Linked DNA regions of Homo sapiens: region 2 is linked to region 1. The links are chromatin loops, found by intact Hi-C in ENCODE. Cell type or tissue: OCI-LY7. All regions are shown on one strand. Links, peaks and the distances in the headings refer to the core of each region. The heading gives the core; the rest is flanking DNA.

Region 1 (11,595 bases), core at 1-8,000:
GCTTCACCTGCCTGAGGACTCACCTGCCTGGGACGGTCACCTGTTGCAGCTTCACCTGCCTGGGGATTCACCTACCTGGGTCCTCACTTTCCTGGGGCCTCACCTGCTGGAGTCTTCGGTGGCCAGGTATGTCCCTTACCTGGGATTTCACATGCTGGCTTCCAGGAGCGTCCCCTGCGGAAGCCTGGCCTGCTGGGGATGTCTCCTGGGGACTTTGCCTACTGGGGACCTCGGCTGTTGGGGACTTTACCTGCTGGGACCTGCTCCCAGAGACCTTCCACACTGAATCTCACCTGCTAGGAGCCTCACCTGCTGGGGACCTCACCCTGGAGGGCACTGGGCCCTGGGAACTGGCACCCATGGGGCCCCACCCATGAGTGATGGTTCTGGCTGATTTGTTTGTGATGTTGTTAGCCGCCTGTGAGGGGTGCAGAGAGATAATCACCGCACCGTTTCCAGATGTAATACTGCAAAGAAAACCGATGATGAGGCCGGGTGCGGTGGCTCACACCTGTAATCCCAGCACTTTGGGAGGCCGAGGCAGGCGGATCACAAGGTCAGGAGATCGAGACCATCCTGGCCAATATGGTGAAACCCGTCTCTACTAAAAATACAAAAATTTGCCGGGCGTGGTGGTGCATGCCTGTAATCCCAGCTACTTGGGAAGCTGAGGCAGGAGAATCGCTTGAACCAGAGAGTCGGAGGTTGCAGTAAGCCGAGATCGCGCCACTGCACTCCAGCCTGGCGACAGAGCGAGACTCTGTCTCAAAAAAAAAAAAAAAAAAAAAAAAAATTAGCTGGGTGCGGTGGCCGGTGCCTGTAATCCCAGCTACCCAGGTGGCTGAGACACAAGAATCGCTTGAACCCAGGAGGCAGATGTTGTAGGGAGCCATGATCGCACCACTGCACTCCAACCTGGGCGACACAGTGAGACTGTCTCAAGAAAAAAAAAAAAAGGGGGGAGTGTCCCTTTCTGAGTGTGCAATTCTGTGTGGAAGGTGACTGTGTAGGATCATGGGTCCTGCCTGCTGAGCCCTTATGGGTGGTGATCTCTGTGTCTTGTGAGTGTGCTTGTGTGTGTGTGTGAGAGAGACCCTCATCCGGTGTGCCGATGCGCTGATGACAACCGCAGCCCCAGGGAACTGCAGGGGCTTCTCGGTTTATTTATGTTCCAATTCCCTGGTGGGCTGGGCCCGCGCCCTGTGGTTGGGACGCTGGATCTGGGTGGGAGACAGGAAGGCCGAGGTCCGGGAGGCCCCGGAGGGTGGGCAACACTCACACACACATGCACACTGTGGCAGGGGAGCTTCGGGGGGGCGGCAGACCCCTGATGGTCAGCTTTCTCGCTGTGTGTCCTGGGCTGAACAACACTCCTCTCTGAGGCCAGGCCATCTAGGATGGGGAAACTGAGGCTCGGAGTAAGCGTCACTTGGGCTTCCGCAGCGTCTGGGAACTCCGGCCTCTCTGCGGAGGCCGGGCTGAGTCGGCCCAAAGGGTGGAGGAATCCACCACCTTAAACCTCAGAGTCAGAAGACTGCGGGGGTAGGCGGGGACCCCAGCCAGCGGCAGCCCTGAAACTGCTTCCCAAGCAGATCACCCGCCTGGCCGCCAAGCCCTGCTCTCAGGGCTCCCTGGAAGTCCTGCTGATTAGCCGCCTTGAGTGTCTCCAGCTGTAGCTGTGGGTCCCCGGGAGCCAGGGGCTAGGGATGTTCCTTCATGGCTGGGTGATTCTCCCTGGGGGCGGTTTCCGATCTGCGCCCTCCAGCTTTGCGGGGGGTGGGGGGATGCGGGCTGAGCCTGGGAAGGGACACTGTGGTTAGAGGGTGGTCCTAAGGGCAGACGTGTGGGAAGGAGGGGAGGGGGCCCAGCTAAGGAGAAGGGTTGTAGCCTTGGGAACCCCCAGTCTGAGGGGCAGGAGGGGAGGAGTCTCGCCTCGCCGGTGCCTGCTCTGGGCTCGCAGTGCCCGCCCCTTCCCCGCCCCTCAGACCGACCGTGGGACCCGCCGACCCCTCCCGCGCTCTGGCAACCCAACACCCGAGGCCTGCCAAGCATCAAGGTGACACCGTGGGGAAATCTAAACACCGAGCCGGGCTTTTTCCATACTCCGCAGGGGCTCGTCGTAAATCCCCCCCGTGGAGGCCCGGCCAGGGCTTTTATGGGCCGAGGACCCAGGTCTCTGGGGACCCAGCTCTACACCAGCAGGCGCCGGCTTCGGGCTGGATGGGGCTGGCGCCCGCCCCAGGCCTCTCCCCGCCGGGAGGTGGGCAGCGTGCGGGTATTTTTAGTAGCTGGTGGAAGGAGATAGTGGCTTTCAGCTCACCCTGGTGGGCGAAGACCGGCCCGAGGAGGCCGTCGGATAAGGGAGGCCCAGGTCCACCTGGACCTCACTCTCCTCACCCCCAGAGTGGCTCCCCCTTCCTAGAAACCCACATAGCGGGATCAGTGCGGACAGGGAGACGCTGGGGAACTGATTCCACCTGGATCTCAGGCTCCTCACCCACAGTGTCTCCCCCTTTCCCCCTCTCCAGAAGTCCACACAGCAGAGAGGTGCAGTCAGGAACAAGCTGGGGAAACTGGGTCCACCTAGACCTCAGTCTCTTCATCCCAGAAGCGAGAGGTGCAGTCAGCGACAATCTGGGGAAACTGGGCCCACCTAGACTTCAGTGTCTTCATCCCAGAAGCCCGCACCGCGGAGAGGTGCGGAAGGGAACAAGCTGGGGAAACGGGGTCCACCTAGACCTCGGTCTCTTCATCCGAGCGTAGCTTCCCTTTCCCCTCCCCAGAAGCCCACACAGCGAAGAGGTGCGGACCGGAACACGCTCGGGACGGGCAGAGGGACCCGTAGGGAGGCAGGAAGGACGGTCCCTGCCAACATAGCCCCATTCACCCCATTTTCCTTTTTGTCCGCCATAAACTGGACCCACTTTGCATCTACCCTTCCCCCAAAGCAAACAGCATCCTCCCACTACCCTGCAGCTGGGCCCCCCCCACTGGTCCCCGCTTTCCCGGTGGAGACGGCGACGTGGCCCACACGCGAGCCCCTCGCCGAGGATGAATCACCAGCCAGCTCGAGTTGCCACACTTTATCTCAGTACAGTTATCGCGAGAGTCCCGGGGCCGCGCCGGCGTGCTCTACGCACGCGCAGTCTTTCGCGGGGCCGGCCAGTGGTGCCGTCGAGGCGGGGGGAGTGGCCGCCGCGCCGGCCGAGTGAGGTAGGGTCACACGCAGGCGCACTCGCGCGCCGACAGCTCGTGCACCGTGTGGTAGCGGCTGTGCGCGTCCAGGAAGGACACCTCGTCCTCGTAGGCCGTCGGGCGGCAGCAGGGCTGCGCGCGCACCCGCTCCCGCCGCAGGCGCCGCCGCTGGCGCAGTCGTCGCAGCCCGAGGTCGTAGACGCGCGCGGCAGCCTCGCAGGCGCCTGCGCAGTAGCGGAACAGCACCGTCTCGTCGGACGCGTAGCCCAGGCCCAGCTCGCTCACGCGCACCTCCAGCTCGCGCAGCCCGCAAGGCCGCGCCCCCAACCGCGCACGCGCGCGCCGCCGCCGGGGCCCCGCCCGACGGCGCGGACCTGGGGGCCGCCCAGCCCAGGGCGTCAGCTCGCGCAGCTCCATCGCATCCGGGGCCCCCTGCAGGAGTGCACGGTCTGCGAGGGGAGGAAGAGAAAGGAGGGGGGGTCAGTGGGTGCAGGGGGTGGGAGGGAGCCCCCTACCCTCTCTGTACCCCTGCAAACGAAGACCCTTGCTGGGACGCCAGGCCTAGACGGCTTCTCGTCTCACTCCCAGGTCCCAAATTTCCCCACCCTCTTGCTGAGCTGCTCATGCACCCTCTCTGGGCGGCACTGGGGGGCACGTACACACTCACACCCCTACGCTGGTCCAAAACCCCTTTCTGAACCCTGAGCCTATATTGGCTGCCCAGAACCTGGTCCATCCTTTCTGGGCCGCTTTCCAGCCCGTCTCACCTTGAGCTGAGCTGACCGGGGTCTCTAACTCACCTCCTCTGGGCCCCTCTCTCACCCCATTGCTGCTCCATTCTCCTCGTCCTCCATCGCAAATCTATCTGGACCCCGCCCCTATGCTGGGCTGCCCCAGGACACTGGTGCATCCTCTCTGGGCAGCACTGGGGGGCTGCTTCCCATGCCCTATCCCTCTTTAGTGAGGTTGTCATAGGTCTCTAGAGCCCCCTCTTCAGGCCCCGACGTCTGCTCTGAGGCCCCGGGCTTTTCAGACTCCCTCCATCCCCACTGCCCCGCTGTGCAGTGGAGCCTCAGTTTCCCTATCCAAGAAATGAATCGGGGTGTTTGGGTTTCTCAGAATGCAGAGGAGCAGCAGGTACCGCAGCCTACTGCATCCGAAGCCTGTGTGGGGACCCCACTCCATGGAGTGGCAGCAGCTACTGTCAAGGCCACCCCCATGTGACAGGTGACAAAACGGACCATCCCAAGGTCACATCATTAGCAGGTGGCCGAGAGAGAGCGACAGAGGCGGGCTTAAAGGTCATTCTTCCTGCCTTCATCGTTCACCCAAGTTTGGCCCAGGTCCAGCCGCTTTCTCCCACACTCGCCAGGAGGTGCCCAAGTCACCGATTCCCAGGGCCTGGCAGCCTAAATTTATTACCCAAGCGGTGGCTCCACCCCCAAACTCGGAAGCCCCGGGAGAGAACTGCAGACGCTGGAATGACAGGCAGCGCTGCTGGCGGACCTGCAGGCAGGGGACTCCCAGCCCCAGAGCAGGTGGCAGTCACGCTTGTGGTTGGGAGAGGAAATCTTTAGTCCCCACCTGCCCCCCGGGCTGGTGCACCTGGCTGTCAAAAGAATGAGCCTCTGGGTGGCCCTGGGGAAGGAGGGGCTGTCTGTCTCCTGGGGTTTGGTGGGGGAGGAGATGTCTGTTCCCACAGGGGGTCTCAGAAACGAGACAAACCCAGCCTCAGAGCATGACTCTGCCACTTTCGCCACTTGCAACCTCAGGCCTCAGTTTCCCTGTCTGTCCCATGAAGCTTCCATGATCTCTGTCTTGGCCGGGGCTGAGAGGGTGGGAAATCGGTGCGGGGGGTGGGCGATGACTGAGCAACCTAGTCCGTGTTCTTTAAGCCCCGGAGCAGGACTGGAGTGGCCAGGACTGTGCTGGGGGGTTAGGGGGCACACCCAACCCCAGAGGGGTGCATCGAAGCAGACATTTGTGGGCTTGCCCGATACAATACAGGTGCCCGGCTAAATCTGAATTCCATATAAACAATGAATAATCTTTTTTTTTTTTTTGAGACGGAGTCTCGCTCTGTCGCCCAGGCTGGAGTGCAGTGGCGCGATCTCGGCTCACTGCAAGCTCCGCCTCCCGGGTTCACGCCATTCTCCCGCCTCAGCCTCCCGAGTAGCTGGGACTACAGGCGCCCGCCACCACGCCCGGCTAATTTTTTTGTAATTTTAGTAGAGACAGGGTTTCACAGTGTTAGCCAGAATGGTCTCCATCTCCTGACCTCGTGATCCGCCCACCTCGGCCTCCCAAAGTGCTGGGATCACAGGCGTGAGCCACCGCACCTGGCAACAATGAATCATCTTTTAGGATGTCTGTCCCTGCCTCCCTGCAGCGGGGCTGGCTGCTTGCACAGGGGCTAGAACACAAGGTCCCCAGCCTGAAATTCCACCAGGAGCCTAGAACATGGGGACTTGGGGAGTCAGTGGCCACTCGCTTTTTGCAGTAGGGCAGACAGGCACCCGCCCATGGGCCCTGACCCTCCGCAGTGCCTGAAATTCCTCCATTCGTGCTTTGCCCCCCGCACCCCAAGTCCTGGAGCACTGGATTTTGGGGGTCCCGCCCGGGTCTCTGTCCCAGAGTCCTAGGAAGGACTTCACGCCGCTTGCAGAGAGGGAAGTGGTGGGAGGACAGAAGTGGAGCTCGTGCTGGAGGCCACCCTTGTGCATTGTAAGGACAAGAAAAGAGGATTGTGTGGGCTGGCAGGGGCGGGCGCAGACGCGCACATGGGCGTACTCGTGGCCCACACCCAAAGGCGCTGCACACGCACCCTGCCGGCATCCACGCCTCAGATGCCCGCGCAGGCGCACGCATGGACATGTGCGTGGGCACAGGGGTCAGGGCCCACGCACCACCCTCACCCCACAGCACCTGCGGTGGGGCAGGCATTAGGGATTGGTGGGGAGTTGGGCGAGGGTCTTGCCCTCAGGGTGGGCATTTCTGTGTCCCTATAGCAGCACTTTTGCCCGTGTCTGTGCCCCCAGCCCCGTCTCTCCTCTCTCCACCCCTCCTCACCCCTTCGAATCTCTGGGCCTTTCTTCCGGTTTTTAGCTCCTGCTCCATCTCCCGCCTCCCCTTGGTCCCTGTCCCCTGGGGCAGGTCACTGGGACCTCAGATCCAGCCTCTCTCTCCTCCCACCGCCCCCCCTGCTGCGCCGCGGGGGCCAACCAGGCGAATGCCCAGGTCTAATCTCCATCTGGCCCCCACGGGACCTCAGGGCAGAGCCTAATTCCTTGTGACAGCTGAGCCGAAAGACCCCAGTTCCCAGAAGTCACCCTAGCTCCACCAGGCCATTGGGGGAATTTGCAACCTCCCTCCACCCCATCTTTTTTTAGAAAATGTATTTATTATTATAATGTTTTGAGACAGAATCTTGCTCTGTTGCTCAGGCTGGAGTATAGTGGTGCAATCATAGCTCAATGCAGCCTTGAACTCTTGGGCTCAAGTGATCCTCCCACCTCAGCCTCCCAAGTAGCTGGAACTACAGGCGTGCGCCACTACACCTGGCTAATTTCTGAAGTTTTTTGTAGAGATGGCGGTCTCGCTACATTGCCCTGGCTGGTCATGAACTCCTGGGCTCAAGAGATCCTCCTGTCTCAGCCTCCCAAAGTGCTGGGATTATAGGCAGGCGCCACCATGCCTTGCCCTGAATAATCTTTTAGGATGTCTGTCCCTGCCTCCCTGCAAGGGGGCTGGCTGGCCCTATCTTTAAAAAACCTATGACACCCCCCCACCACCTCCCACTCCACTGCCTGAAATTCTACCCCTTACGTTGGGGGTATCTGACCCCACACAGAGGAGGAGCTTACACTGGGCCAGGCGGGCAATCCGGGCGTCCAGGGTTCGAGGCAGGCGGTGCAGGGGGACCAGCGCAGGTCCGAGGCGGTGGCTGAGAAGCAGGCCCTCTCGACACATCCAGATGGACAGCACGGAGCTGCAGAGCACTGAGGCCAAGGCCGCCGCCTTCCAGCGCTGCATCCTCAGCCTGCGGGCACGGGATGGTCAGCCGCACGCCCCGTCTGTCCCTCCAGCAGCCAACGGGCACAGGGCGCTGGGCCAGGACTCAGTGTGGGGCCTTTGACTTTGAACGCCTGCCGAATGGTCGATAATCACATGGGAATGGTCCCTCAAGGAACCATTGAACAAGGAAGGGGTTGGCCTCCGTGCCAGGAGTCACAGGGAACCGCCCCCATCTGGGGGTCCCGGAGTGCCTTCCTGAGGAGCCGATGACAAGGTCCAGACTTGAATAAACGTAGGAGTTGGCCAGGCAGAGGAGAATGGCATCACAGGCAGGGGACACAGCCAGTGCAAAGGCCCCGAGGCCAGACTGAGTGTGGCGTATCCCAGGAACAGCAAGGAGGCCGGAGCGGCTGCAGCTGAGGAGCCAGGGGGAAGAGTGAAAGGAGGAGAGGTCATTCCCGGCAGGTGGCAGTGTGGGACAAAGGCGCGGGGAGGGTGGTGTTTAGGACAGTCTGGAGGCAGGAATCTGGGGCTGACACTGTTCCCTACATGCTGGTGTCCTCCATTGACTCTGCCCCTCTCTGAGCCTGTTTCCCATCCAGATGGATAAGCAGGCCCAGAAGTGGGCAGCAATGGACCAGAGCTGCCCTGGACATGGAGTCCCAGCTCTGGGCTTTTGCACAGATAGGTCCTTGCATGGAGAACACTTCTTCCCTCCCTCCCCACTCCCACTCCCCTTTCTTTCTCTTTTTCTTTTTTTCTTTTGGAGATGGAGTCTCACTCTTGTCCCTCAGGCTGGAGTGCAGTGGCGCAATCTCAGCTCACTGCAACCTCTGCCTCCCGGGTTCAAGCGATTCTCCTGCCTCAGCCCCCCGAGTAGCTGGGATTACAGGCACCTGCCAGCATGACTGGCTAATTTTTGTATTTTTAATAGAGACAGGGTTTCTCCCTGTTAGCTATGCTGGTCTCAAGCTCCTGAACTCAAGTGATCCGCCCACCTTGGCCTCCCAAAGTGCTGGGATTACAGGCATGAGCCACCGCACCCAGCCTCCTCTCTCTCTTTCTCTTTCTTTCTTTCCTTTTTCTTTCTTTCTTCTCTCTTTCTTTTTCTCTTCCTTTCTTTCCTTTCTTTCTTTCTCTCTCTCTCTTTCTTTTTTTTTGAGACAGGGTCTTGCTCTGTCACCCAGGCTGGAGTGCAGTGGTGTGATCACAGCTCACTGCAGCCTCCACCTCCTAGGCTCAAGCGATCCTCCCACCTCAGCCTCCCAAGTAGCTAGGACTGACTACAGGCATGAGCCACCGTGCCTGGCTAATTTTTAATTTTTTTTGTTTTTGTTTTTGTTTAATAGAGAGGGGAATCTCACAACGTTGCCCAGGCTGGTCTCAAACTCCTGGGCTCAAGCTATCCTTCCACTTTGGCCTCCCAAAGAGCTGGGATTACAGGCGTGAGTCACTGTACCTAGCTCTCACTCCCCTTGCAATCTCAGCTTGGAGGGTGCCTCCTCCAGGGAGCCTTCCATGGCTGCCTACCCTATTCACTTCAACCTCTGGCTGGTGCAGGGGCGCTAGTGGGCCCCCAGGAATGCCCTGAGCTTTACCCATTCGGGCACCAGTTACTTGGTGCTGTGAGTGCCTGGTGGCATCCTCCTCACTGCATACAGTCGGTGTTTAATAACTCACGTGTACACGCCCACCACACTCGACGCCGTCTGGGCTCCTCCCGAGCGTCCCGCGGCCCCCAGCCCGAGTTTACATTCCCCCTCCCGGCTGCCTAGTGTGGGGCGGCGTGGAGCCTGGCGGCCGGCCAGGTGTAAACATTTACACCGAGCACTGAAAGCCGGGCTGGATGCGGGTCAGCACCTCCGGGCCTGGGCTCGGCTCATGGGGTTCCCAGGCGCCCCCCAAATGCGTGCACCTTGTACCTCCAGCCTTGCACGCTGCCCTGCACCACCCAGAGATTTATTTGCATGGGATTTGCATTTCATTTGCATGGACCGCGCCTCGTGTCCTGATGTGCAGAAACTCAAACCACCCCTTCCCCACCCCACTCACCCCCATGGACGGCGACGACAGGAGCTACACATATCAGACCTTAAGTAACAGGACACATTTATTAAGCACCAGCTGTGTAACAGGCCTGGTGCTGAGCCCACAAGAGAGGCACTACTATCTCCATTTTACAGCTAGGGAAACCGAGGCACAAAATGGGTAGGGGCTTGTCCAAGGGTTAGAAAAGGACATGGGATTTGAACCCAGGTTCTTTGACACAGCACACACCATATGGGCTGGGCTGGGCTTGGGAGCAGATGCTGTAGTCACCCTGAGAACTCAGCACTATTGGTGGTACTTGAGACTGTTTGGTATTGGTGGTGGTTATTCTTAGTAAGGAATGAGTTCCCCAACGTGAGGGCATCTAAACAAATCCTAGACCAGCCTGGGGATCTGATGAGAGTGAATTTGCAGGGGAAGTCGATTCTCCCCCAGGGCCAGCCCAGCTGGTTCAGTGGCTCAGAGTAGGCGCTCATAGACATTTGCTGAATGATGAATGAATGAATGAATGAACACAAAGAAGCTAGGCTGACGGGTGCAGTGGCTCATGCCTGTAGTAATCCCAGCACTTTGGGAGGCTGAGGAGGGCAGATCACCTGAGGTCAGGTGTTCAAGACCAGTCTGGCCAATATGGTGAAACCCCGTCTCTACTACAAATACAAAAATTAGCCGGGCGTGGTGGCACACCTGTAATCCCAGCTACTCGGGAGGCTGAGGCAGGAGAATCGCTTGAACCCGGGAGGCGGAGGTTGCAGTGAGCTGAGATTGCACCACTGCACTCCAGCCTGGGTGACAGAATGAAACTCTGTCGCAAAAAAAAAAAAAAAAAAAAAAAAAAAAGCTAGGCACTGGGTGGCCCAGATCCTGAATTGGAGGGTCCAGAATTTCATGTCTGAGTGAACGGATGGATGGATGGATTTATTGGGAGGATGAAAAAGAAACCACAGTTGAAGTCTCTGGGCTTAGTATACAATCAGTGCATAATAAAGATGACTGTCCTGAATGGGGCTAGATTCACTGGGGGTGGGCAGGGGGCCCTCCCTGAGGAGGTGATGCATGCACTAAGACCCAAGTGTGAGAAGTCAGCCATAGGAGAATCTGGGGGCAGGTGTTCCAGGCAGAGGCATGGCCTGTGCAAAGGCCCTGGGGCAGACCACACGTGGCGTGTTGGAGGAACAGTGAGGAGGCCCGTGTGTCTGAGCAGAGTGAGGAGGGGAAGAGAGAGGAGAGGAGGTTTGGAAGGGGATGAAGCAGCTCGTGCAGGGCCTCGTGTGGGCCATGGGAAGGACATTTCATTCTTGAGGTTTTGCAGAAGCGGATGGCAGCAGCAGCATTTTGTCAGATGTCAAACCCATCCCCTTTATTCCTTTTTTTTTTTTTTTTTTTTTTTTTTTTTCTTGAGACAGAGTTTCACTCTGTTGCCCAGGCTGGAGTGTGGAGCACAGTGGTGCGATCTCGGCTCACTGTAACCTCCACCTCCTGGGTTCAAGCGATTCTCCTGCCTCAGCCTCCCAAGTAGCTGGGATTAAACGAATGTGCCACCATGTCTAAGTAATTTTTTTTTTTTTTTGAGACGGAGTCTCACTCTGTCGCCCAGGCTGAGTGTAGTGGCGCGATCTCGGCTCACTGCAACCTCCGCCTCCTGGGTTCAAGCGATTCTCCTGCCTCAGCCTCCAGAGTAGCTGGGACTACAGGCGCCCGCCACCACACCCAGCTAATTTTTTGTATTTTTAGTAGAGACAGGGTTTCACCGTGTTAGCCAGGATGGTCTTGATCTCCTCACCTTGTGATATACCCACCTCAGCCTCCAAAAGTGCTGGGATTACAGGCGTGAGCCACCGTGCCCGGCAATTTTTTTTTTTTTTTTTTGAGACGGAGTCTTGCTCTGTCGCCCAGGCTGGAGTGCAGTGGCACAATCTTGGCTCACTGCAACCTCCGCCTCCCAGGTTCACGCCATTCTCCTGCCTCAGCCTCCTGAGTAGCTGGGACTACAGGCGTCTGCCACCACGCCCAGCTAAATTTTTGTATTTTTAGTAGAGACAGGGTTTCACCATGTTAGCCAGGATGGTCTCGATCTCCTGACCTTGTGATCCACCCGCCTCAGCCTCCCAAAGTGCTGGGATTACAGGCGAGAGCCACCGTGCCTGGCCATCATCCCCTTTATTCTTAATGATCACCTACTTTATGTCCAACCCCATTTTACAAACTTAACACAGATATAGTCATTCCAACCTTACAAGCGTCCTAAGAAGCAGGTAATACCCCCACTTTTTTTTTTCTTTCTTGAGACAGGATCTCACTCTGTTGCCCAGGCTGGAGTACAGTGGTGCAATCACA
Region 2 (11,595 bases), core at 2,470-10,469, 120 kb before region 1:
TCAGGGTGTCTGGGTCGCAGTGTGGTTGGAAGTACCTCGCCTGATTCATGGCGATGAGCTGGCAGCCTGTGGAAGGTCTGATTGGTGTGGCAACAGGGTTCTGTGATAAGACAACGATGGGTGCTATTTACCTTGAAGCCATCGGCTTCTCTCCCTGACAGATCGGTGTGGATGGTCAGAGTTTTGTCAGAAGTTAGTTGGTGCTGTGTGGCAGTGACTCCTCAGCTTGCATGGGGACCCTCACTGTTTATCCAGAAATAATGTGTGGTCCCTCCCCACTGATGCCCAGCGACGGCACTCCCCACCTCATACCCGCTGCAACAGTCCCACTGATGCCCAGCGGCGGCACTCCCCACCTCATACCCGCTGCAGCAGTCCCACTGATGCCCAGCGGCGGCACTCCCCACCTCATACCCGCTGCAACATTTTAGAGTGACCAAGTGTTGTGCTGAATTCGGTGCATTTTGAGGATGTCTGCATCTTGTTGGTAATAACAGGATTTGAGAATCTCATCAACTCCATTCTCCTGTGGCTTCTGTCCCCTCACAGGTGACCGGCTCCCAGGCTGGAAGCCGCTCTCATGATCTGGGACTCAGCTGCTGGTCTTAGGTCCTGTCCCAAAGCCAGCATTTATCTTGATGTGGCCCGGTTTTCCTGAGCAATGTTGAAGTGCTCTGTGGGGATCGGGTGTGTGTGTTTGTAGGGGTTGGGGAGGAGGGGAAAATGGTTGTTCTAAACCTCCCCCAGCACACCCCTCCCAGGATACCTGTGTGTTAGCCTGGACTTATCTACTAAGCTTGTAACTTTAACTCATGAAACTTTCCCATTGTTACTTTTTTTGCTGAAGAAGCAATCCAGAAACATGAAAACTTTCTTCTAGTTTTGTTTTGGTTCTCCAGGTATTTCCAAGATAAATCTGCCTCTGCTATCTCCTCTCCCTTGGGCCCTGACAAGTACAGCTTAATGACGTGGCTTTATGATTTGTCTTTTGGAGGTTCCATCAGTACGAAAGGACTGGTGCATTTCTCTAGTTTTAGAGAATAGTGAAGCCTCAGGAGTTGGGTGTGTTAGAGCTATGTTGGAGATGTTATAGTCATTCCTCAGGTGTTCAGTAAAATCAGGATTTTCTAGAATTTTGCATTTTATTATCTTTTGAACCATTTTTAGTTTAAAACAAAGGTTAGCAAATTAAGGCACAGCACTGCCACCTGTGTTTTTTTGTTTTGTTTTTTGCTGTTGTTTTATTTGTTTATGTTTTTATCTTTGAGAGACGGAGCCTCACTCTTTGGCCTAGGCTGGAGTGCAGGATCGTGATCATAATTCACTGCAGTCTTGAACTCCTGGCTTCAAGCAATCTCCCGCCTCAGCCTTCTGAGTAGCTGGGACTACAGGCACCACCACCACACCTGGCTAATTTGAAAAAAAAAAATTTTTTTTAGAGATGGTGTCTTGCTGTGTTGCCCAAGCTGGTCTCGAACTTATGGCTTTAATCATTTCTCCTGCCTCAGCCTCCCAAAGTGCTGGGATTGTGGGCATGAGCCAACAAGAACAGAGCCACAACTATCCCCTTTGCGGTTGCCTGTGGCTGCTACAGCAGTAGTATTTGGACAGAGACCGTGTGGCTTGCAGAGCCTTAAGATATTTAGTATCTGACCCTTTGCAGAAAACAGTTTGCCAACCCCTGGTTTAAAACAAACAATAGGAATCAGTAATTCTTTAAATCTGAAGACTTTAAGGCAACCAGCAAGATGGAACAGTAATGTGTAATATTTGCTCAGATGAATTTAAAGTGCTTTTAAAGTCACTAGCTGCTGTGTCAGTACTGTTTTCACAGCTGAGGGGGTTTTGTTGCTTTGTGATTTGCAGGCTAATTTGCATGTATGACCTTCAAGGGGTCTATGCCAATTACATAAACATGTTGGAGTTGAACCAGAAGGCTAGCCAGGAAGGCATTTTTAAAAATGCAAGTAGGCCAGACACGGTGGCTCACACCTGTAATCCCAGCACTTTGGGAGGCCGAGGTGGGCAGATCACAAGGTCAGGAGTTCAACCAGCCTGACCAACATGGTGAAACCCCATCTCTACTGTGGTGGCAGATGCCTGTAATCCCAGCTACTCAGGAGGCTGAGGCAGGAGAATCGCTTGAACCCGGGACTGGAGGTTACAGTGAGCTGAGATCGCACCACTGCACTCCAGCCTGGGCGACAGAGTGAGACTCCATCTCAAAAAAAATTAAAAATAAAAATTAAAAATAAAATGCCAAGTATAGTTCTTATCAAAATATTGGCTCACAGCCAATTCTAAATGGACTTCTAAAAATAACTGCCCTCCAGCCTTGGGAGTTGGGCTGCCCACTTCTGTCACTCGCACTTCTGTGGCACCGTCGCTGAAGAGGCATGTGGGAAACCTCTGTGCTGAGGCCAGGAGCAGGAGGAGCGTGTTTGCTTCGCTGTCGGAGGACAGTGTCCACATGGCCCTAGAGTCCTTTCTGCCACTGGGGAGTGAGGTGGAAAGTAAACACACAGGGCGGGCGGCTGGCTTTGTTTCTCCTTGGCTTTCTGGTTCAGGGCCTGCAGGGAGCAGCTGCAGTGTGTGTCAGAAGTGAGGGTTTGAGAGCCTTTATGGTTTCATTCTCTCTTGCGGAGGCCATCAACCCATCCCTGTCTTGCTCTCCAGAAGCCGAGCTGGGACCGAGCTTTTAGAGCTGCTGCCATTGTTTTTCCGAGGAGGTTCCCCCCGCCCCACCCTTTTTGCTTCAACATTTTATTCTGAAAATTTTCAAATCCTTGGAAAAGAGTGACACTGCAAACACTTGGGTATCCTGCCCCTGCCCTCTCTGTTAGCATTGCTGCCCTCACCTCTCATACCGGAAGTTAAGCCCATGTGACATTTCTGCCCTAAATTCTTCCACGGGTGTCTCATAGGGATGAGGCCATTCTCCTGCATGGCCTTACCACCATGTTACTCCTACGAAAATGTTAATTCAGTAATATCCTCCAGTATATAGTCCATGTTTTAAATTGTCCTAATTGCCCCTCAGATGTCACTTATAGTGACTTTAACAACTTCTTGATCCTCAAAGATCAAGAAGTCTCATCAACTGTGGGACCAGCTGACTTACCTTTCAGTAAACGAGATCTCAGACCACACCCGATGGGGTGCAAGTAAAAGAGCCCCTTCGTCTCCACCATCCCTCTCACGCCATTCAAAGGAGACAGCTCTTTATGCTCAGGTTTTATTGCTGAATCATGATTCAGCATGATTTGGAGTTGAAAAGAAAGACATGAAGCTGCCAGCCGAGGAATTTTTTGTTTTTGTTCAGTGGCAAAGCCACACAGCGGTTTTCTGTGGGTCCCGTTGATGTGTCAGATTGCACTTCAGCACACTACGGATTGGGACCGTGGCCTGCGTGTGGGTGCCGGTGGCATCACTTAGCCTTGGGTGAGGTTGCCAAATCCTATCGTTCCAGGATAGAAAAAGCCATGTGTGGTTTTAATTGTAGTCCTAGGGCCTAAAACGAAGCCATGGTCAGATTGGCAGCACAGGGATGTTACTCCCTTCCCATGCCTGCGCTTCCTGGGGAGGGGCGTGCTGTCTCATCGAAACGCCTGCGTTTACATGCACCATTGTTTCCGGGGCAAAAATGAAACCTTTCTTTCTTAACTGCCTTGGATGGAGATAGAGTTCTTTCTTTTTCTTTTTAATGTGAAGAGAATTTAAATATCCTTATGTAGGCTGTTCCATTCTTTGTAAAGACTAAACATTTCTTTCAGTTGCTCTCTCTCCAGAGCATTTGTTAATCTGAAGTGGGGAGGCTTTGAGGTTGTACTAGCAGAATAATGGCCATTTGGTAAAAAGAAGGCAGTTACAGAAATGCTATTTAGCAGAAAGTACAGTATCACTGAAAATGTGGTCGTAGGGTGTTTAGACCTGCTTTTGAGGCTTACCGTTGGTGTGATGAGCTTAGCCCTGGTGCACGTGGTTTTTGCCAGCCATGTGTATTTTAGGATGAGGTCAAAGGCTGGCAAACTCTTGATGTCTGATTTTACCAGACATGTTGAAAAACTCCAGGCTTCACCTTAGTTCTTTAGAGCTTACGATTCCTGCCCAGGAGAAATGCTAGGACCTGAGTAGAAAATGCTGGAATGACATTGTTAATTCTCCCATCTGAGAGAGGAAGTGATGTAATACTTCTCAACACTTATACAAATCATTCATCTTAACCAAAGATGACGAATTTGATCCTGTTTTGATGTCTTGGTTTCCATGTTTATGACTTACTTCTTGGTCCTCCTGTTTAGCATTTTGAATTACCATGAGGATGTTTGAATATTTACATTTCAAAAGCAGGGATTACAAAAAATTCAAGTGGTTCTAATTAGAGATAGGCAGTCCCCCACAGAGCTCTGGGTTTAATTTTTCTCTTGTGAGGTGTTAAGTCTCTCACCATCAAGTAGCAACAGACATGGGTGGCTGGACGAACCACGGTGCCCTGTGCAGGTTTAGAGAGCCAGGTTTAGAGAGCGGCTGGTCCGTGGCTCTGCCCTGGATACGAAGAGGCGACAGTGTCCCCTTGATTACTTTTGAGTGAAGATTGCTTTTGCTTTCCTAGGAATTTGTGTACATTCTCTTACATCCTCTTTCTGTAGCTCCTTTCCTCCTCCCGGATCACTGCTTTTTAAGTAGTGCCCAAACCCCGTCTAAAGAGGTCAGCCACTTCACACCCAAGAAGAAGCACAGCCACGTCCACGGGGAGACGGGGCAGCCCTGTAGTCATGTAGGTCACCGAGTGCGAGAAATGGCTCCATGTCGTTGGACGATGCCAAGAGGGAGGTTTGGGGACTGGAGTCTGTTTTAGGACACCAGGTGTTTAACCCATTTCTCAAGAAAAGTCTTGGAGTTACGGCCACAGAGCTCTCAGCCCATGGAAGCCCTGCTGGAGTCCCAGGAACCACCTTAAAGGATGCTGGGTGTTGTACTGTGGGGAGGAAGACTTCTGGAACCGGCTGCTCTCACCTTGGCAGCTTTCCAAATGAGCCCTTGCCTGGGGTGTTGAGGATGCACCTGGGAGAATCCTAGGCTGAGGGGCTCTGTGGATTTGCCCCCCTCCTTCATCTGAACTACCCGCCTGCCACTGATGCAAAAACCAGCTCTCAGTGTCCATGTCACCCCACACTTGCACTCACCGAGGTGGGAAAGCACTTTCTGGATCCTGGGTGTAAGCAGAACAAATGGAAAGTGCTAGAAGAACTGTAGTGAGAGGCAGAAGCCCTTGACCCCGGCGAGAGGCAGAAGCCCTTGACCCTGGCCTCCCTGGTTTCTCCCTAACTTTGGGGTTCCAGCCACCTCCCTCTTTCCTAAAGCACAGAAATGGTGCTGATGGCCAGCTCCCCCACTTCAGTATTTTTGAGATCCTGAAGGGGTTTTAATATTTTGCATGATCGTCCCTGTCCCTTGATCACCAAGGCCCGTAAGCCAAGTAGCTCCTTGCCAGGCAGCCCATAGTTTTGGAAACGAGGGTCCTGCTTCTCATACACTGTAGAGCTCCCTGCAAAGTCACATGGCACCTAGTCCACTCTCACTTCCCTTCCGTCAGCCGGAGAGCCGGTTTTGTTGAGCAGAACCCAGAAGCAGGTGCCTGCTCTCCCCATCTTCCTCCCAGGCGCAGGAGCTGCTGCAAGCTGAGCCAGCTCCAGCCTCTGACCCCTGCCCGCCCTTCCTGCTGTGTGATGCAGCCTTTATTCACATTGAAGGAAAATTGTCTTTTTTGCTCCCAGTCCCCTGCAGAGCAAAAAAACTTGTCGGATTCGGGAGAGGAGCCTCGGGGGGAGGCTGAGGCCCCCCACCATGGCACGGGTCACCCCGAGTCAGCTGGCGAGCATGCCCTAGAACCTCCTGCCCCTGCTGGCGCCTCAGCCAGCACTCCTCCGCCTCCCGCTCCTGAAGCCCAGCTTCCTCCTTTTCCGCGAGAACTGGCAGGGGTAAGTCCACACCTACCCGGCACTCCTACCGCCCAGGGGGAGCCCAACCCAGACCAGCCACTTTCCCTTCGGGTCCCTCAGATCCTGGCCCTAGCTAATTGTAAGCAGCTAATGGTAACTTAAAAGATGACAAGGATTTCTTCCAGCTCGCTTTAATTCATGCTGCTGAAAAGTCAGGGAAGATCGAATCCCCTTTTAGCCTTTTCTAAATTGCCGTGGGAATATATACCCACAGCAAGAGGTGAATCCTGTTTCCCAAAAAAGACACGAGGGGTCAGGAGGAATTGAGTCATGTGAAGTAGAACCTTCCAAACCTAATTTGACCCCTTCACCCTCCTTCCATTTTTCCTTCTTGTTTCCCTGAATGCGGGCATTCAAGTTTAGCGTCTTAGAAACCCAAGAAGCTAAGGCTTCCTTTGATATCTAGGAAGAGGCACTCTCCAACACAGATTGCTTTGCAAGACTGATTGTGTTTGGACTGTGGTTAAGGCAGTGAACTGATTGTCTTCAATCAAAGCAGGAAGAAGAAAAGACTCTTCCTTTGAACCCAGAAGGAATCCCCTGAGCCCTTTATCTTTGTATTAAGAAGCCTTTTGAAGATTATAGGTGGAGAAGATTGTGAACTCTCAAGAACAAGAAATGTCTTGGGTTTTTGAAGTTTGATAAATTGGGAAAGGTAAACATTATCCTACATTCAGGATTGAAAACTCCATCCTGTAGGTAACTCATGACAGAAGACCCCTATTCTCAGGACAGGGAAAAAGGACTCTTAACAAGAAAAGAAGGGACCCAGCTCTACCGCCTGAGCACCAGGCAGCCTTCCAGGCTGGTACGGTCCCAAACCTTATCCCGGACCTCAGCGTTCTTTCTAGCACACAACAGTCCCCGGTTTTTAAGGAAACTGTTAACATTCAGCTACAGCCACCAAACCTCAGGACACTTAGGAAGCACTGTTCAGCCAGGGGTGGGTTGGAGTCCTGTGTTAACATTTTGGAGGAGTCAGTGTGTGATGGAAAAAGAAGCAACAGTCTTTACTTGTGCCATAGGCTATGGGTGTGGGGGAGGTAACGGCAGTAGTGGCCTTCGTGGCACAAAAGTGGGTTTGGGGTAGTGAGACACGGGAGCCGCGGGAAGGAGTCCAGCCAGGAGGCACTTGACCCACAGTGCACTGGGAGTACAGCCCTCCCATGAGCGCACGTGACTGCCGCCAGAGCAAGAATTAGGAGGTGGCTGCGTCCTTCTTTTGTTGGCAGAGTGGCTGCCGGAAACTTCTCCTGAGTCAGGTATGGTGAGTTACTGCACCTCTGGTCTTTGAGAGCACAGGAAATGGTGTTCTCAGGTTTCCGTCTTCAGCTGTCTGGGAACAGATGGTCTTTAGGGTCCCCCCCAGAGGCCTTCTGCAGGTGCCTGGGTTTGAAAAATGCAGCCCACATAGGACTCTCCAGCTGCAGAGGTGACAGGTTCTAGAATGAGAGTAGCAAACAAGTGCATCACAGAGTTTTTGTGACAGCAGGTGCTCTTCAAGAGCACACGCGCTGTTCTGTGCCCTGCGTACTTCTCACAGAGGCCCATGTTGGAGTGTCTGGAGGGGCCTCACCTCGTCCACATGTTCATCTCTTTGGCCTGGCCAGCCCAGGTAGATCTCAGCATCCTGATTCTCATGGACTTTGGGTCTGAGGCTCTGATCCTGAGAAATTCAAGCAGTCCCCCACACTGGCAGGTGGAAGGTGAAGCTGTATGGCAGGGAGCCTTGGGATGAGCTTGTGGGCACCGTGGGAGAGCCAGGATTGGAGGCTGCATAGAGCAGTATGTAAATGTTCCAATGTAGCTCTGGTGGCCATGTGCATAACATGCACCTTGTAGTTTTAGCACTCGTAACTTTTGGACACCCACTTTCAGGAGCCCCAGGAGAGCCATTGTCAAGCCCCTTGTGACAGCTCTGAGCTGACCAGGGCTCTTCCCTCAGGCTGTCTGCAGAGAACACCCTGACTGGTTGCTAAGGGCTCCTGTTAATTGGCTTTCTCTACTAATCGGGCCTGCTCAGAGCAAAGTAAACTTTATTTTAGGTTAGTTAGGCCATAGATCAAGTCAGATGGAACCCGATGCCAACTGCTTCTTGGCCTGAGCCTTTTTCGTGTGTGTGAACTCAGACCGTTTTCGTTTGCATCAGAAGAAATTTGGGTCTCACTCTGTATCACACTGGTGTTCAGGAAACCACCCCCATGTTACCCGGCAGGTCTCATCCGTCACATCTAGTCTGTTCACTTTATTCCATGGTCCCTGGGGGGAATATAAAGCTGAGAGTTCTTGATGATAAACAGTGGTGCGCTGAATTGTTACTTGTAAAGGGCCCTTACCATCTTTTAGTCTCGTCAGAACCCTGGCCATGGAAGAGTCAGTACCAGGAAAAAGTCTCTATATATCAGACTTCCTGGCTTTCAGAAGACAGTCTGAAGAAGACCAAACCACATCCCGATTAAGTTCTCTGTTTGATGTGGAGAAAGCAGGCAGCTCTGGGCACTCACTGCGAGCCTGGTGGAATTGTACTGGACTGAAGCTCCCTGCCAAGGACCTGCCGAGCTTCAGATATGTTTATTAGACCCACCAGGGAGCTTAAGGAGGTTCTGGAATGAATCCCTCTGGCCAGACAGCTTCCCCCCACCTTCCAGCCCCTGCACAGGATTTGACCCTCAGCACCCCTCAACTTTGGAAGCCACCTCTCACTTGCTTTTCTCAGGGCCTGCCCTTTTGACAAGAATTTCTGAGCTGGTTGCCTCTGCCACAGAATAAAAAGCATTGAACTGGCCCATCATTTATTTTGTATCCCAGGTATCCAGCCATGACCAGCCAGGTTTTCTAACTTGCCAGACTCACTGAGGCCCTGGTACACCGCTTGGTTGCCAGTTTTCTAGGGGGAATTTATCTTTTTTTTTTTTTTTTGACATGGAGTCTCGCTCTGTCGCCCAGGCTGGAGTGCAGTGGCCCGATCTCTGCTCACTGCAAGCTCCGCCTCCTGGGGTTCACGCCGTTCTCCTGCCTCAGCCTCCTGAGTAGCTGGGACTGCAGGCGCCCGCCACCATGCCCAGCTAATTTTTTTTGTATTTTTGGTAGTGACAGGGTTTCACCGTGTTAGCCAGGATGGTCTCAATCTCCTGACCTTGTGATCCGCCGACCTCGGCCTCCCAAAGTGCTGGGATTACAGGCGTGAGCCACCACGCCCAGCCATCTAGAGGGAATTTATCTGACATGGCCTTGCTTTCTGGCCTTTCCTAGGGGACCAGGTAAACAGTGCCATTCCTTCCTGCTTCTTCCTTGTTCGTCTTTGTGTCTGTGGAGTCGGCTTCTGAAAGCTTTGTCCCTTTCCCTGGGCCGCCTTGGCACCGAGGACACACCAGACAGTCTGACAAGACCCATGTTTTTTGGACAGGGCAATTCTTAATAAATGTGACAACCATGATTTTCACTGTTTCATTCCTTAGGCAAAGAACAAGCTTCCCACCCCTGCATTCCCATTCCAGATGGGATGTGCCCCTCTGTCTTGTATTTAGTGACAGGGACTCATGCGCCTCACAGAATTGAGTTACTTCCCACAAGCTCCCTATGGCTGCCGGTGGGGAGCTTGTTGCGCCACCAGCCCCCACCCCGCCGGCAGGGACGTGGGGCACATGATCAGCACTCACAGTGCTCGCTCCCGACCAGCCTGCAGCCCAAGCCGCGGGAGGGCTGCTTCATCTTTTCTGAGCCTGCTCTGTTCACTCCTGCTGTCCCAGTGCCAGAGAGACAAGTCAAAGGGCCCTCTGGTCTTCTTTCTCTTCTGCTTCCTTATTATTACTCTGGGATGTTGTCATCATGGTGTTGAAATGGATGCTGACCCAGCATTCCCCGGTGTCATCCTGAAGCCCTGCGCCTCGCAGCAGTAGAGTCTAGTTTGGGAAAAGTGGAGGAGGAGGAGGAAATGGGGCTCTTATGTCCTGCTTCTGTCCTCGCTCCTCCCCACTAAGCTCGAGTCTTCGGAGCTTGCTCTTTTTGTTTTTGTTTCTTTCTTTTTTCTTTTCTTTTCTTTCTTTTTTTTTTTTTTTGAGACAGAGTCTCCCTCTGTTGCCCAGGCTGAAGAGCAGTGGCGCCATCTGGGCTCACTGCAAGCTCCACCTCCTGGGTTCAAGCGATTCTCCTGACTCAGCCTCCCGAGTAGCTGGGATTACAGGCATGCACCACCATGCCTGGCTAATTTTTGTATTTTTAGTAGAGACGGGGTTTCTCCATGTTGGCCAGGCTGGTCTCGAACCCCTGACCTCAGGTGATCCACCCGCCCAGGCCTCCCAAAGTGCTGGGATTACAGGCATGAGCCACCGTGCCCGGCCTGGAGCTTGCTCTTAAAATCCTCCTGAGCTCTGGTTGCAGACCTCTGGGGGCTGACCCTGAGTGTGTCCCAGGCATTGTTCGGGACCAACCCCTGAGGACCCACTGCCTTGTTTGGGGTGAGGGGTGGCCCCAGACTGCCTTGACACCAAACAGGTCCAGACTCCTGGGCTGCTGAGTCTAGGAAATGGAAAATGTGGAGCTGGCATTGGCTGTGTGCAGGGCTGGGTGGCTTAAAGGTTCCTTCACCCCAAACCATTTCCTGCTTTGGAGAAGGCAGCACAAGCCAGCTGGACAGCAAGTTCCAACGTCTCCTGAGAGGAGAGGCCCTCCATCCCAGCAAGGTGCAGGGTGTGGAGGCCTGGATTGGGGCAGAGGGCAGGCGGCACCTCACGTGGCCAGCGGGTTAGGATTCTAGAAGAGCTCTGTCCACAGGCACGCGTTCTGTCTTCTTGCTTCCCTCCGCTGGGTCTTAGTGGAGAGTTGCTGGCAGGAGGTTCCCCTGTCGAATCTTCCTGTGTTGTTCTTCCCAAGCCTTGGCTTCCCAGCCTTTCCAGGACCAAGAGGCCCCCCACTTTGTTGCAGGCAGGCTCTTAGAAGATATTTGGGGCACGGATTTGAGGGTCTCCTGAGATCAGGGGTCAGGCAGCATCTGAATCTTGTCTGCCTAGGCACCCATTCTTCTCAAGGTCACTGAAGGGGACATGGTGGAGGACACGGACTCCACCCACGCAGCAAGTCCTCAGCAAGTGCCTTCTGTGCAGGTGTCCCGGGTGTCGCGTGAATGAACTGTGTTGTAGGAGACACCTCTGAGATCATTTCCCTATGTGATAGAACAAAACAGGGTAGCTCCCGAGAGGGGCTGGGATAGGGAGTGAGCATGAACTTACCCTAGAGGTGGTGCTCACAGCATCTCAGACACGCAGGGACCTGGAGGGAGGGCGCCCACGGAGGAGCAACACTCAGTGAGGCAGGAGCAGCCAACATGTTCAGAAAACAGGAGGCCACATGGCCAGAGCCTGGTGGCAGAGGGGACCCTGTGCCTGAGGAGGCCACCGAGGCAGGAGGGAAAGGTACGTTCTCGGGGGGCTAGAGCTAATGGGACTTGCTGGCAGGTTGGAGGTGGTGGGTGAAGGGGAGGATGAGTGCAGAATGCCTGGGGGCACCACAGTGTTCCCGGGGCTGCTTCTAGAGCCACGAGTAGACCCCAAGAGACTGTTGGGAGCCCCGGAGCCACACTCTTGACCTGGACATG

The links. Peaks named below come from ENCODE experiments on the same cell type or tissue, not always from the same donor. Only the 100,000 strongest peaks of a DNase experiment are listed, where the experiment ranks them.
Region 2: a loop joins it to region 1, with 9 times the contacts of the local background. A loop is called at or near these places in 3 of 110 quality-filtered maps.

The regions. Positions count from the first base shown.
Region 1 is chr19:5,819,798-5,831,392 of GRCh38, reverse strand. NRTN (neurturin) reads right to left here. Exons shown (of 3, transcript NM_004558.5): 2 at 7,059-7,625; 3 at 3,069-3,644. The coding sequence starts at 7,227. The coding sequence ends at 3,220. FUT6 (fucosyltransferase 6) reads left to right here. Exons shown (of 3, transcript NM_000150.4): 3 at 1-985. Among named protein-coding and RNA genes, the nearest start is that of FUT6, 14 kb to the left of the region's middle. RefSeq lists silencers at 2,283-2,332, 3,033-3,362, 3,533-3,602, 4,401-4,695 and an enhancer at 2,970-3,658. In OCI-LY7, for the core only: CTCF peaks have their summits at 4,313 and 7,645 (motif pointing right); DNase peaks (open chromatin) are centred at 3,172, 3,422, 4,452, 4,752 and 1 weaker place; H3K4me3 peaks cover 3,788 bases; H3K27ac peaks cover 3,442 bases.
Region 2 is chr19:5,945,779-5,957,373 of GRCh38, reverse strand. It overlaps RANBP3 (RAN binding protein 3), which reads left to right. Exons shown (of 17, transcript NM_007322.3): 3 at 5,778-5,981. Among named protein-coding and RNA genes, the nearest start is that of RANBP3, 27 kb to the left of the region's middle. RefSeq lists enhancers at 1-360, 2,929-3,925, 3,111-4,310, 4,088-4,646, 4,647-5,206. In OCI-LY7, for the core only: no CTCF peak of the experiment used is centred there; DNase peaks (open chromatin) are centred at 5,018, 5,603, 6,483 and 7,383; H3K4me3 peaks cover 4,547 bases; H3K27ac peaks cover 6,976 bases.